Regions from separate parts of the Homo sapiens genome. Here region 2 is linked to region 1. The links are chromatin loops, found by intact Hi-C in ENCODE. Cell type or tissue: endothelial cell of umbilical vein. All regions are shown on one strand. Each heading gives the region's core, and the rest is flanking DNA. Links, peaks and the distances in the headings are about the cores only.

Region 1 (7,724 bases), core at 1,272-5,271:
AAAAAAAAAATAGCCAGGAGTGGTGGTGCATGCCTGTAATCCCAGTTACTTGGGAGGCTGAGGCAGGAGAATCACTTGAACCTGGGAGGCAGAGGCTGCAGTGAGCCGAGATTGCGCCATTGCACTCCAGCCTAGGTGACAGGAGCTAAACTCTGTCTTTAAATAAATAAATAAGTAAATACTGCCGACAATACCTCACTTGAGCATTTGCAATATTCCTCCCAGGGCTGCCTCATTCTGCTGTACAGGTTGTGCACTGAATAACCCTAGGAAACCCCTTTTACACTGGAGTAGGGCCCCGCAATCCAGTAGGACCTCATTTTAACTTGATTATATCTGTAATCTAAATAAGTCCATGTTTGTATGTGCTGGAAGTTAGAGTTTCAACATATCTTTTTGGGGAGACACAATTTGACCCTTAACAGCAGCCTTGATACGGAGTCCACACAGGGGAATCCAAACAAAGAGGGCAAAATTCTCTCCAAAATGCAGAGCAACTCCCATAGCAACGCCCACTTTTATGTGTATGGCCCTGTGATTTAAAGTTCACCCTCAATCTCTCAGTCTAGACTAACAATAGTCAAAATATTCTTGTTTAACCTTTTCTCCATTAACATTTTGGATCTCTTCTGTCTCCCTTCTACATAAATGCCAGTCAGGGCCTACTTATCTCTCTCCAAATCATCTTTCAATTTTCTCACAGTAATCCCTTTCTTCATCATCTTTATTAATTTGGTTATTCACATGACTCATAGAAATCTATCAACAGAGCAATAAATTGGCTGGGCACGGTGGTGCATGCCTGTAATCCCAGCACTTTGGAGGCAGAGGCAGGAGGATCACTTGAGCCTAGGAGTTGGAGACAAGCCTGGGTAACATAGTGAGACCCCATCTGTACAAAAAATAAAAAGTATTAGAGAGGCATGGTGATGCGCACCTATAGTCTCAGCTACTCGGGAGGCTGAGGTGGGAAAATCGCTTGAGCCTGGGAGTTTGGGGCCGCAGTGAACTATGATGATGCCACTGCACTCCACTCCAGCCTAGGTGACACAGCAAGACCCCATTGCTAAAAAATTTTTTAACAAGTTTAAAATAAGTAAATTAAAATTGTTATTGAAACCATCCAACTTTCCTTTAAAATGTCCCAAGCAGAAATAATCCTAGATGAGTGGTATAATTTTTGCAGTATTGGGAAGACTGTTGTCTGTGATTACTTCCTCTACTTTTGCCTGCTTCCTTGATATCTGAACTTGTTTTAAGAAGTAGTACATCTTATTTTGCTATTAGAGAAAAGGCAAATATCTCTCAGAATGGTAACACATTGATTTAATTTTATTCTGAGTGTAAAAGATGGATTTGAGACTAGGGTTGATGAGGTAAGGAGAGAATAGCACAGCACTGGGATTCTGCAGGGAGAGAAAAAGGTCCTGGAAAGGATAGAACATTCCCTTATTGAAAAATCTGTCCTGTCTCATTATTATTTACTCATTGACTTATTCTCCGCATTGTAAAAAAGAATTCAAGGCTGCTTCTAAAGATGCACCCAATTTAGCAAGATAAACTGAAAATAAGTAAGAAAATAGGCAAATGGAAAATATGGGAAGGAAGGTAAGGCGAGCCAGGAGTGATGTTAGCATACCAGCCATGTGCTGGGCCACTGCTCGTACACACCTGACTCGGGGAGGGGGAGCAAACCTAGCCCCTAGTGTTCTGACAGCCATTGTGAAAAATAAGCACGTGACCACCAATAACATTTGTAGGGAATTAGAATCTTGGGGGATGAGCCCCAGACCTATTGTCGAAGCCAAAGTAACTTCATCTTGGAAGCTGATCCGCCATGTTTGCTTTTGATGAACTCCTGTTCTAGGAATGCTTCTGATATTTCCAGTTTATCTATTGTTTCTTGTTGAAGAACATGTACTTTGCATAAATCCTACCCTTAGGTAGGAACTCATATTTACTGTAAATCCTGCTCTTAAACAAATTCCTGCACATTCCCTCTGAAACATTATTCCTTTTCCCAATGGTACAAGAGCCCTTGGGTTGGAGGGTAACAGTGCAGAGATCTACCTATCTTGCGGCCATCCAAGACCATGCATCTGTCTGTAAATTCCCCAATAAAATCAGCCTATAATGACAAACTGAATTTGTTGCCTCATTCTTTGGTTTCTCGGCTCTTTCTGCATGGGGATTTGCTTTGCATATGTGGCTCTTTCATGGAACACCTATATTTTGAAATGGCTTTTCATGTTATTCTGATGTGTTTTCTTCATTAAGGCCCAAGTTCCTAAAACATTCATTCTCTTCCTCTTTTCTAGAAAAGAGGTCTTGCCCGCCAGCAATTCCCACATGGGTATTGGGGCAACACCATGATACATATTCAAGATAAAGTACAGGAAAAGCTTTTTGCAGTGGAATAAAATGTTAAAGGGAATTGCTTTCCTTGATAGCAATCAGGTCACCAAAGTGAGATGAAGAAAAATTTTTTTGAGAATGCAGGATAGAATAATATTATTTCCCTTATTTCTAAGAGTTAAACAATTTAGGATTAAAAATTTTAAATATACTAGAGGGGTCCATGAATTTTAATAGTAATAAAATGGTTATTTAATACTGCACAATCCTCAGCTTTTAAGGAAAAACATGTTTGACTTATTAATTATTTAGGACAAATTTTGGTGAAGTTATTCCAACTTGCATGGCTTAGGAATGACAATTTGGGGATTTACATTTCCTAACTGCCTAATGAAGTCTGCTCCTTCCTTCCCTAGACTATATGTATTTGCTGGTACTCTTAATATCACATTTTATAAAACAAATGAGATCACAAGGGCATATATGTTTTTTTCTCTGTGTGTGTCTGTGTGTAGCATTTCTGAGTATGTATGAATATGAAGTATGCTTTGATTTTTATGCATTGATTTACATGAATAGGAAAATGTTTGAATTTATAGTAAATGGTTTTGGCCACCTTCTCTGATGTTACTGTAACTGAAATAGCTCAAAAGCACAAAAGGTCATGGGAGGCATTTATGTAAAACTTACTAGTGCTGTTTATAAGGGTATCTTGTGTTTTATTACTTTGTTAATGTACCTTTCAGGAAATCCAGTCATGCCATCATTTCCTTCCATATTTCATCTGTTCCTCATTATAAATAAAAGTGTTTATTGCTAACGCTTTCTCTGAGCCATGTGGGGGCGATAGGGGCAGCATAGACTTCTGTTGCATGTCGTTTATTCTTTGGCGTGATAGGCTCACCCAATCTTGAGTGTATTATGTGTGGTAAGAGTGGGCTGAATTTTACATTCTTTTTTTTTTTTTTTTTTTTGAGACGGAGTCTCACTTTGTCACCCAGGCTGGAGTGCAGTGGCGCGATCTCAGCTCACTGCAAGCTCCGCCTCCCAGGTTCATGCCATCCTCCTGCCTCAGCCTCCCGAGTAGCTGGGACTACAGGTGCCCGCCACTACACCCGGCTAATTTTTTGTAATTTTTAGTAGAGATGGGGTTTCACTGTGTTAGCCAGGATGGTCTCGATCTCCTGACCTCGTGATCCGCCCGCCTCGGCCTCCCAAAGTGCTGGGATTACAGGCGTGAGCCACCGCGCCCGGCCACATTCATTGTTTTGCCATGCTCTCAGCATGGCATCTGAGGTGTCATCAATAGCCTTCCAAAGAAAAGATTTTATATACTGAGTCACAACTGTATCCACTCACCTATTGTTAGTCTGCGTCTCCATGGGTACCACATCTAAACTCTGCTCTTGGTTGGGCGCGGTGGCTCATGCCTGTAATCCTAGCACTTTGGGAGGCCAAGGTGGGCAGATCACTTGAGCTCAGGAGTTCGAGACAAACCTGGGCGAAACATGGCGAAACTCTGTCTCTGCAAAATATACAAAAAATTAGCTAAGTATAGTGGCATGTGCCTGTAGTCCTAGCTACTTGGGAGGCTGAGGCAGGAGGATTGCTTGAACCTGGGAGGTCATGCCACTGCACTCCAGCCTGGGTGACAAAGTGAGACCCTGTCTCAAAAAAACAAAAACAAACCATCTACTCTTTATGTGAGAATGGGCATTTATCTAGAAATTTGTTGCATAGACCTTTAATAACGGCCTCAGTTATTAAAAAAACTTCCCACTTCTCATAGAATTCTCTTTATCTCCATTCCACATCAACAACCTATAGATGTGGTCATACTTGACAAGATCTTGAACTCTGTAATTCCTTTCTCTGACCACCACTTCACTTATAAGCCTCAAGTAGGAGGCAGGACTGGATAGACTATGTTGTGGAAATCAATTAAACACTGAAATCCGTTTCTCACTCATGTCACACTCTGGTGCTGGCCAGGCAGCTCTTCCCCAAGTGGGGAGTCAAGAACATATATAGTTTATATAAATGAGTGGTTTCAAGATGTTTCACACTCATGTTTCTATACACAATTTTGCATTTTGCAAGGTAGGGAAGGAGGCAATAAGAGAGGAAGAAGAGGATGGAAGCCAATATTTCTGGGTAATTACTTGAAACCACTGCTGGTGGTTGGTTAAGAAGCTGGGAATGGTTTGCTCCAGAGAAAGTCTATTCCTTAAGGTTCCTTAAGAAATAAAGCTGAGGAATACGTTTATTTTTATTTTTTTAAGTGGACAGGAAGTAGGATTTATTGGTGGGTATTAGGAGGCGGAGGCACAGTGGAAGCCCTCATGATTAATAATATCCAATTAAACATGAAGTAAACATGGGTTGCTTTTGTTTGTATAATAAACTATAATAATAATAAATATAATAAATAGTTTTAAAGTTCCAAAGAACTTCACATTTCAATTTTTATCCTCACTACAGCCCTGTGAAGTAAGCAGCAGGCATTTTTAACCTTTGTTTTACAGATAAGGAAACTGAGGCTCAGAGAAAAAGTCAACTCAACAATTTCTAAGTGAGATGTTGGAATTAGAATTTATCTCCTTTGCTTCCACGACTCCATCTTTCCTCCCTACATTCCTTTCACTTTACTGGATTTACCGGTGGTGCAGAGATCGACCCTGGGACTGTTGTACATTCCTTTTTTATCATACAAAGTCAGCCAGACTGATGTCGAGGCCTGTGCTTTGCAATTCTTCCATCAGACTGAGGCCCTGCAGCCATAGGATGGAGGGCGCATGTCTTTCACTCTATTACTATTATTATTATTATTATTTTATTTTTTATTTTTCTTTGAGATGGAGTTTTACTCTTGTTGCCCAGGCTGGAGTGCAATGGTGCCATCTCGGCTCACCAGAACCTCCGCCTCCTGGGTTCAAGCAATTCTCCTGCCTCAGCCTCCCAAGTAGCTGAGATTACAGACATGCGTCACCACACCCGGCTAATTTTGTATTTTTAGTAAAGACGGGGTTTCTCCATGTTGGTCAGGCTGGTCTCGAACTCCCAACCTCAGGTGATCTGCCTGCCTCAGCCTCCCAAAGTGTTAGGATTATGGGCGTGAGCCACCGTGCCCGGCCCATTGACTCTATTATTGCCATTCATGTCCAGCTAGTTGGTAGGGACTTTAAAGTCTCAGTGTCTCCAGCACTGGCAGAATCATGTCAATTTCTCTTGAACCTCTTTAGTAGAGAATTATGATTGTGTGTGTGTGTTCTCTAATCTTCCTTCCCACGAACATAGTCTGCCTTTCTATTTGTAATCTGTTTTCAAATATCTTAGTGTTTTAAGATTTTCTTCATATAGGTGTTACACATTTCATCTTTAATTCCTAAGTGTTTTATTTTTGTTTATTTTAAGTAAAACAACTTTTTTATTGCATCTTCTAAATGATTATTGCCTATATAAATAAAGACTTGATTTCTGCATGTTAATTTTTATATCTAATCAACCCTATGGCCTTCTCTTATTTGAAATAACTTTTTAGTTAATTTACTTGGGTTTTATGGGCCAAGAATCATTTAATCTTCAAATAGTGATACTTTTATATCTGCCATTCAAATTTTTATAACCATTATGTTTTTCTCTTGTCTAGTTGTACTATCTAGTGCCTCTAATACTGCGCTAAATAAAAACGGTGGTACGGCCAGGTGCGGTGGCTCACGCCTGTAATCCCAGCACTGTGGGAGGCCGAGGCAGGTGGATCACAGGGTCAGGAGTTTGAGACCAGTTTGACCAACCTGGTAAAACCCCATCTCTACTAAAAATCCAAAAATTAGCCAGGCATGGTGGCGCGTGCCGGTAATCCCAGCTACTCAGGAGGCTGAAGCAATAGAATCGCTTGAACCCGGGAGGCGGAAGGTTGCAGTGGGCTGAGATCGGGCCACTGGACTCCAGCCTGGGCGATAGAGTGAGTCTCCATCTCAAAAAAAAAAAAAAAATGATGGTAAAGGACAACCTTGTCTTTTTTCCTGTTTTCAGCAGAAATCCTTTTAGTGTTTTCCTCTGAAGGCTGATCTTGGCTTGTTGGTTGAGCTGGACAGTGTCTTGTTGAGGAAGCATCCACCTAGACATGTTTATTTTCTATTTTATTAGACTTATGTGTTTTGTGCAGGCAACAAAAGTAAAAATAGACAAGTGGGACTACATCAAACTGAAAAGCTTCTTCTGCACAGCAAAGGAAACAATGAGCAGAGTGAAAAGGCAACCTACAGAATGAGCGATAATATTTTCAAGGTATATATCTGACATGAGGTTAATATATAAAATATGTAAAGGACTCCTACAACTCAATAGGGAAAATAACAACAACAACAAACAAATAACCTGACTGAAAAATGAGCAAAGGACCTGAATAGACATTTCTTTTTTTTTTTTTTTTTTTTGAGACGGAGTGTCGCTCTGTCCCCCAGGCTGGAGTGCAATGGCATGATCTTAGCTCACTGCAAGCTCCGCCTCCCGGGTTCACGCCATTCTCCTGCCTCAGCCTCCCTAGTAGCTGGGACTACAGGCGCCCACCACCATGCCCAGCTATTTTTTTTTTTTTTTATATTTTTAGTAGAGACGAGGTTTCACCATGTTAGCCAGGATGGTCTCGATCTCCTGACCTCGTGATACACCCACCTCAGCCTCCCAAAGTGCTAGGATTACAGGCATGAGCCACCGCGCCCGGTCCTGAATAGACATTTCTCAAAAGAAGACATACAAATGGCGAACGGGTGTATAAAATAATGCTCAACATTACTAGTCATCAGGAAAATGCAAATAAAAACCACAATGAGATATCACTTCACATTTGCTAGGGAGACTATTATTGAAAAAGAAAAAAAGGATCACACGTGTTGGTGAGGATGTGGAGAAACAGGAGACCTTGCACACTGTCGGCAGGAATGTAAAATAGTGCATCTGCTATGAAAACCTTATAGAGGTTCTTCAAAAAATTGAAAATAGAACTATTATATGATCTAGCAACCCCACTACTAGGTTTTTATCCAAAAGAATTAAAAATCAAGATCTCGAAGAGATATTAGCTCTCCCATGTTTACTGCAGCACTATTTACAATAACAAAGAGGTACAAACAACCTAAATGTCTGTTGATGTATGAGTGGATTAGGAAAATGTGGCATGTACATACAGCGGAGTATTATTCAGCCTTAAAAAAGAAAATCCTGCCATATGTGACAACATGGATGAACTTTGAGGACATTGTGCCGAGGGAAAGAAGCCAGTCAAAGAGGGACAAATACTGCATGATTCCACTTATCTGAGGTATCTACAGTAGTCAAATTCATGGAAGCAGAGAGGAGAATGGTCA
Region 2 (7,724 bases), core at 1,749-5,748, 210 kb after region 1:
AGACCTTACTGTTGATTTAAGAAGTTGTTGGAGAAGAATTTTTATAATCCTGGGTTATAATCTCGTGTTTGCGAGAAAATGCAGAAGAGCGAGGCTGTGTCCAACAGACCCTTGATGATGGGTGCATCAGCCCTTCTCTTGGCATCTGACCAGCTGTATGACTGTGGACAGGTTATGTATCCTCCGTGAGCCTTAATTCTTTCATCAACAAAATAGTTAGGAGGCTGTCCTTCAATCTTGTCCCTTGTCATGGTTGCCTGCTACAGATAGATACTGCCTCCCCCGCAGACGATTGACTCTGAGTGTCCTGGTGCTGAGGTTGCATTTGCAGCCCAGGTAGGGTGTTGGTCTCAACACCTGTCGACTTGCCTGGCCTCCACTGCCTGCCTGACTCGCGTGCCACGAAGGCCACCTGTAGCTCAAGGCTGTCAGAGCGGAGCTGGGTTTATATCAGTATCCCCAGCCTCACTTGCTGCGTAATGTCTAGCCCCTGGGCTAGACAGATGTCATTTCAGGGAGGATGAGTTGGGTTCCAAATGGTTACCATAGTTTTTTTTATTACTTCCTCTTCCTATATTTAATAGCCCCAAATGGTTATCAGAAAACTACTCTTCTTCCTGTATCTTATTAGGAGGCAAATGGTGAACATTTGCAGGGCAGAGATGTAGTTTAGCCTCACACATCAGATTATAATATCCATAGACTTTAGTATTACAAAAAGTAAGTGCTGGGCCTTTTCTAGCTCAGAGAAATACCCACTGACACAGGTTTTGTGAGGATTAAATGAAATAAATGTGTGTGTGCATCTGTGCGTGTGCGTGTGTGCACGAGTGTGCGCGTGTGTGTGCATGTATGCGTGTGTGCGTGTGTGTGTGTGCGCGTTTGGTGGGGAGGGGCAGCAGCATGCTTTCTACATACTTTTCCCGTTAAATTGAGTGTTCACTCTTTGTGTTAGGATTGAGTTTATATAACTTTTAAAACACTTTTAAATCACTAAGTCTTTTAAAACACTAAGGTGACTTTTATTATTAGGCTTCAATAGATCAATTGATTCAGGGTAAAATGTTATTCCAGTAAAATTATTAAAACAAGTTCTCTGTACAGGAATAAGAATTCTCAAGTTCTATTTGGCTTACTCGTTTTAGTCATTATATACAAGCATTAAAATACGGCACTTTTGGCCATAGTGTTTGACCTGGAAAAATTCCCGTAAGCGAACCCATTTACCATGCCTTTCTATGTGGTACCACTGCTGATACCTGTCTCCTTTATAGTCTGTATTTATAAGAACTTTTTCAGTTGCAAGGGACAGAGATTCGACACAAACAAGCTTAATCTAAAAAGAAAACTTATTTAAACTTAAGTGAAATATTCTAGGGCTAGAAGTATCTTTATTAAGCAAGGTTAGATCCAGGGGCATATAGGATATTATTGGGGGCATTTTCTCTCTCTCTTTCTCAAATGGATTTATTCTCAGAAAACTGATGAGAAAAATGACTGCCAGCATTGCCAAGGTTTATCTTTTGACTTCTGATTGGAAAGTAAGAAAGAGCTTCTCAGTTCTTGTGTCCATATATCAAATATCAAGGAAGATTCTGATTGGTTCTGCTTGAGTCACATGTCCATCCCTAAACCTGTGACTGGCTGGTGTATAGAGCACTACGGGAGACCTGGCCATGTGCCACCCACTGTGGCAAGGCGTCTTGACTGGCAAGCTCCCTGGGATTACGTGGGATGGGAGGGATGATGTCCCAAAAGAAGGGTTGCTTAGCAAACAGACAGCATGTCTGGTCTAGATAATTAGCATTTTAAGTCAACAGGGGTTTGGTGTTTATTCCTTTAGTTTACAGGGAATGAGAAGGTAACTATCATAAAATTCTGTTGGATCACTTGAGAATGTTAAGCTGCCCTTGAAAACCTGTTTGACATGTCATGCAAAAGTGCCCATCAGGTGCAATAGGCCTCACATAGATAACCAGATAGTGGCATCATAATTGTTGATTGCTGAGATTGATGTGACATGTGGGCAGTTTGCAGGGGGTGGGTAAAGGAACAAAATGGCAATAATGGGACTTCTGATTGTTTTTGGCAGGGTTGGATGACTGCCTGCAACAATATGTCCACAAGTTTGAACGAGAGAAGATCAACGGCGAGCAGCTGCTGCAGATTTCCCATCAGGACCTGGAGGAGCTGGGGGTCACACGGATTGGACACCAGGAGCTTGTGTTGGAGGCTGTGGACCTTCTCTGTGCACTGGTTAGTTCAGGAAAAGACGGTCTGTACCGTGATGACGTTCTTTAGAGCCTTGCTCTCTTAAGCCGTCATTGTTTGTGATTTAGCATATCACTCTTTCCTTAATGCTCCATCAAAATAAAACATGAGCTGAAGATACTATAGGAAGGGGAAAAATAAGTTATTTTCTACATTAAAGGTTGGCAAACTATGGCCTGCGAGTTAAATCTGGCCCACTATCTATTTTTGTAAATAAAGTTTTATAGGAACACAACCATGTCCATTCACTTACGTGTTTGTGACTGCTTTCTTGCGACAGTGACAGAATTGAGTGGTTGTAACGGGACCACATGGTTCCCCCAAAGCCTAAAATATTTATTAACTTGTCCTTTACAGAAAGAGTTTGTCTTTTTCAGAAAATCTCTGTATTAGTCTAATTTTCTTTTATAAGGAAAAAATGATGGAAATACTCCTGAATGAAAATGTCACCTTCTGGCGAGGCGCAGTGGCTCATGCCTATAATCCCAGCACTCTGGGAGGCCGAGGCGGGTGGATTGCTTGAGTCCAGGAGTTTGAGACCAGCCTGGGCAACGTAGCAAAACCCTGTCTCTATTAGAAATACCAAAAGTTAGCCAGGTGTGGCTAGCACGCACCTATAGTCGCAGATATTCAGGAGGCTGAGGTCAGAGAATCACCTGAGCCTGGGAGGTGGAGGCTGCAGTGAGCAGAGATCGCACCACTGCACTCTAGCCTGGGTGACAGAGTGAGAACCTGTCTCAAAAAAGAAAAGAAAATGTCATCTTCTAAATTGAAGTGAGAAATAGGTTCTGATTTTCATGTCTGATTTTGTTACTATAAAAAGCGGTTGAGTTTCACAGATATTTGTGATATTTAAATAACTGATATTTGCACTTGACATGACCTATAAAATGGGAAAAAAATGTGGCCTTCATTACATTTTGTAGATGATGGGTTTTGGCTTTAACATGAATGAGTAAAATCCTGCTGGGTCCTGACACTAGAATCACATGGGTAGCTTCGTTAGGTGTGGGCCAAAAACACCTGTAAGGACATTTTGTTTATAAATTGGTTAGTGTGGGTGGGATTCAAGTCTGCCTGTCCCGGTGCCAGGCTAAAGATGCAGTTTACTTAACTGTCAGGATTTGGACAAACTCGACAGCATTCAGGCTGGGTTAGTAATGCCCTGAACCCCAGCCAGGGGTATATACAATTACATCACTGAGAATGGTGGGAAAGAATGTGCTGCTGATGATTTTGCCGTCGCTGGTCTGCGTACTGTTGATTATATAACACTTGCTGCATTGTGTGTATTCTTCTTCTTAAAATGGACAGAGCCTTGTCTTCTGCTCTGAGATGTGCTGCTCTTGTTTAGGAAAGTAATGGGGAAATTATTTGTAGTTGATAAATGAGCTGCCGCCTGGGAGACGCTATGGCCAAGTAGTCTGAGCACGGGTCTGGGAAGCAGGAATTTGCATTCTAATCCTGGCTCTGCTACATGCTACTCCCTCTGTGACCTCTGGGGAAATGGTGATGTCTGTTTTTCCCATCTGTACAGTAACGCTCACCTTAGATGTGGCTGTGTACTATTGTGTGTTTTGCACTGCCCAGACATCTAAGCATCCTGTTTATTACCGAAACTGTATTTTCTTTTTTTTTTTTTTTTGTACAAACGTGTTTGAGTTTACTTTTATTATACTTTCTGGGAACATGGCTTTTCCGTCTTTTCTGCTTGATGTTTTGCAAATTGTCTCTTTCACTTTGCAGTAATACTTTGAGGACAGGTAAATTTACTTGGAAATCCAAAGTAAGAGAGGCAGGAAGGGTCAGCTAGAGACGCATCACATGCATCAAGTGGGATGATAAACGTAACAGCTGCCTCTGGGCATTCTCTTTGCTTTTTCCTCTTCTCTACCTCTTAGAGCATTAGGCTAAAATGAACAAAGCTGGACAAATGCCAGAACCTAAAGCTGTGTTTTATCTCCTACAATTTCCTTCTAATTTCCTTTGTAGACCAAGCTTTGACCTCAGACTCATTCTGGACCTGCTCTGTGCCAGTGACTACATTGGACAGGGGGGGTCACTTAGGGGTTCACAAAAGAGTGTGGATTATTTTAGTGAGTTTTACTAAAATGTCTTTAGTCTGGATATAATCTCCTTTTTGAATATTCTTATTATAATTCATATACTAATTATACTGTCTTTTTAATCCATTTATAGCATATAGATCTTTGGATATATAAATTGGTGATGCTTTGAACAGAACATCTCCAGGGCAGTTAATGTGTAAATGCAGTTGGCCTTGGTGTTATAAAAGAGGTTTCTATGTAAACTTAGTTTAGTGGATGTTGATTTTATGATAGACAGGAAATGAATATAATTAAAAGTAAGGAAGGGGGAGGGGAGAAACAAAACCACTGGAAAGTATCAATGTAAGGAGAGGGGCAGATAGATGGGCAGGAACCTAAAATAGGAAACAGCTATTAATGAAGATTCCAAAACTGGTGAGCAGTGGCTCACAAATTAGCTGGTCATGGTTAGAGAGCAATGAGAGAAACCATCTTTTGTGAACATTGACTTTGGCTGGCAGTCGTGGCTTAGGAGAGTGATTTGTATTATATGATGAGACCAGGACCACTTTCCCAGATTGAATTAGAATCTGTACCCAATTTTTCTTCCTCTCTCTGGGTAGAGGGTACCTGAGACCGATTATAGAGCTGCTCTTTTCAGTAGGATAGCTGTTACCCAATGTGACTGTCTAAATGAAAATCAACTAAAATAAAAAAAAAATTCAGTTCCTCGGTTGTACTAGCAACACTTCAAGTACTCAGAAGCTCCATGTGGCTAGTGGCTACGATATTGGACAGCACAGATAAAGAACATTTTCATCTGTGCATAGAGTTCTGTTGGCCAGTACTGGTCGAGAGGGTGTGATTGAGAATAACCAGTAAGAATAACCAATAAGGATAAGTATGACTGTGGCCGGGTGCAATGGCTTACACCTGTAATCCCATCACGCCTGTAATCTCAGCACTTTGGGAGGCCGAGGCAGGCGGATCACAAGGTCAGGATATCGAGACCATCCTGGCTAACATGGTGAAACACTGTCTTTACTAAAAATACAAAAAATTAGCTGGGTGTGGTAGCGGGTGCCTGTAGTCCCAGCTACTTGGGAGGCTGAGGCAGGAGAATGGCGTGAACCCAGGAGGTGGAGCTTGCAGTGAGCCGAGATCATGCCACTGCGCTCCAGCCTGGGCGACAGAGTGAGACACCATCTCAAAAAAAAAAAAAAAAAAAAGATAAGTATGACTGTAACCTGTGTTCTTTGCCAAGTCAGTGAGGCCCTAGTTTACTGAACACCAAGGCATGGGCAGCTGTGTTTTGAAGGTTGAAGGAGGTTGAGAAATGAACAGAGTTGGAATTGATGCATGTGTTAAATGATGCTACCTAGACTTGGGGTTAAATGAAGTACCTGTCATGAATCTATGGGCCTAGAGTGCTTATGCGCACTGGTATACCTCTGAGATTATTTGTTGTTTATTATTCACCCAAGGCAAATCATTTAAACATGTTATCTTTTTTATGAGAAGAAATGCAGGAACAGGAATTTTTGCTGGCAAGTTGTATTTAACTTGATCTTGCTTATGAGCTTATTTAAAAATGCCTTAGGAAAATTGTGAACTATATTTCTTAGGTTGTCTCTTAATTGACCCAAGTCAATAAGATGGCTTTGATTTTGTGTCTCTGGCACACCTTAATCACACGTTAGATCACGAACAGAGCTAGTAGGAATGGAGAAGATGGTAGAGAAGAAGTTGTGTAAGGTGTGTCCTTAGCTAAATGTGTATAATTTTAAGACTTTTTGCTTTCCTTTTCTCCCATTTAGTGTATGGTTTCTCTAGCCAGATCAGGAAAGGATCCCGGATGGTGAACCCTAGGAAGTGAGATCTCAGTGGAAGGGTTTTAGTAGGTGAACAGATTTTCAGAAACTCATTGTGTTACTTAATTTGTATCTTTTTGATGCTTTATCTCAAAGCAGTTTCTGAAGGAGACAAGTTTTGGGGAAAAGACTGGTGAAAATAATTAATCTGGTCTGAGAAATTATTTATTTTCGGTCTTTATGGGGCACTTAAGTCAATAATCCTTTCCTGATTATGCTTCTACAGTAGAGGTTCTTTAGAGCTACTATAATCAGTTTCTTGTTCTCTCTTTAATGTGGAATGGGGTCGAAGGGAAGGAACTTTCCTTTCTTCTTCTCCTCCTTCCTTCTTTTAAAAATTCTATTCTAGCTATATTTATTCATCTTTCTAGGTCCATTATTTGTTTTGGGGAAGAAAAAGAGCAAACTGAGTGGAAAATGAAGAGAACCAGTTATAAGAAGCCACTCTACCCCTTTATTTCAGTATTAAAAGTGGTATGTTTTTAGAAGATTGAGGTTTAAAGTTTCTTGCAACAATAAAATGCTCTTAATCCTCTTTGAGTTCAATAAGTAAACGTTATGTATATGGTAATAAAAGTTCCAAGTAATTTATGGTGACATTGATTATTGAAAGCTGACTTTCCTGCTTTTAGTTCAAAACTCTTCATGTAAGTTGGCAGGCTGAGTGACCGAATGAGGGGACCTTTCCCTTTAATCATAGTTACAAGTCCTTCAAAACAAGCTCTGTCTTGTGGCCTCTTTATCCATTCAATTGTGAGTCTTTGATTCTTTGAATTTAAAAAGCTGTGATGCAAATCCATCTTATTTTTGTCTCTCTATTGAAGGACAATATTATTATATTTTAGTCTCTAGAAAATAACAAAAAATGAATATCACATTTAGATAGAAAAATACTGCTAATATAGAATATTCATTTATATTTTGAAATTCAGTTTTTTTCAAAAGTTTGGAAGAGAACATTTTCAGCTAATTTTTGCTTCTTTCAAAATTTCTAATTTTTTAAATATTATTTTTTGTTTCACTAGGAGGTAACATAAATTTAAACTTCAAGTAAAATCTATTTAAAATTAGAATTGTTTTGTTAAAGTTAAAGCCTTTTGTTGTTGTTTTTAACTTACCATTGTTCATCTTGCAAAAAAAAAAAAGTTTCTTACCTACTTCCGAGTATATTTATGCTTTATGTATCTTGATTTTGACACGTGACTTGCCTCTCTCTGGCCCACATAGCCAAAGCCAGCTGAAAGAAGTTTCTCCACAGCCGGGTGCAGTGGTTCATGCCTGTAATCCCAGCACTTTGGGAGGCCAAGGTGGGCGGATCATGAGGTCAGGAGATTGAGACCACCCTGGCCAACATGGTGAAACCCCGTCTCTACTAAAAAATTCAAAAATTAACTGAGCATGGTGGCACTTGCCTGTAATCCCAGCTACTTGGGAGGCTGAGGCAGGAGAATTGCTTGAACCAGGGAGTCAGAGGTTGCAGTGAGCCGAGATCACACCACTGCACTCCAGCCTGGTGACAGAGTGAAACTCCGTT

What was found. Hi-C counts contacts between places; a loop is a spot of excess contacts. Peaks named below come from ENCODE experiments on the same cell type or tissue, not always from the same donor. Only the 100,000 strongest peaks of a DNase experiment are listed, where the experiment ranks them.
Region 2: a loop joins it to region 1, with 7 times the contacts of the local background. A loop is called at or near these places in 1 of 110 quality-filtered maps.

What each region holds. Positions count from the first base shown.
Region 1 is chr6:154,657,366-154,665,089 of GRCh38, reverse strand. No RefSeq gene overlaps it. Among named protein-coding and RNA genes, the nearest start is that of SCAF8, 72 kb to the left of the region's middle. In endothelial cell of umbilical vein, for the core only: a CTCF peak has its summit at 3,185; a DNase peak (open chromatin) is centred at 3,079; H3K27ac peaks cover 937 bases.
Region 2 is chr6:154,444,627-154,452,350 of GRCh38, reverse strand. CNKSR3 (CNKSR family member 3) reads left to right here. Exons shown (of 13, transcript NM_173515.4): 2 at 2,093-2,256. Among named protein-coding and RNA genes, the nearest start is that of CNKSR3, 62 kb to the left of the region's middle. In endothelial cell of umbilical vein, for the core only: no CTCF peak of the experiment used is centred there; DNase peaks (open chromatin) are centred at 3,580, 3,750 and 4,210.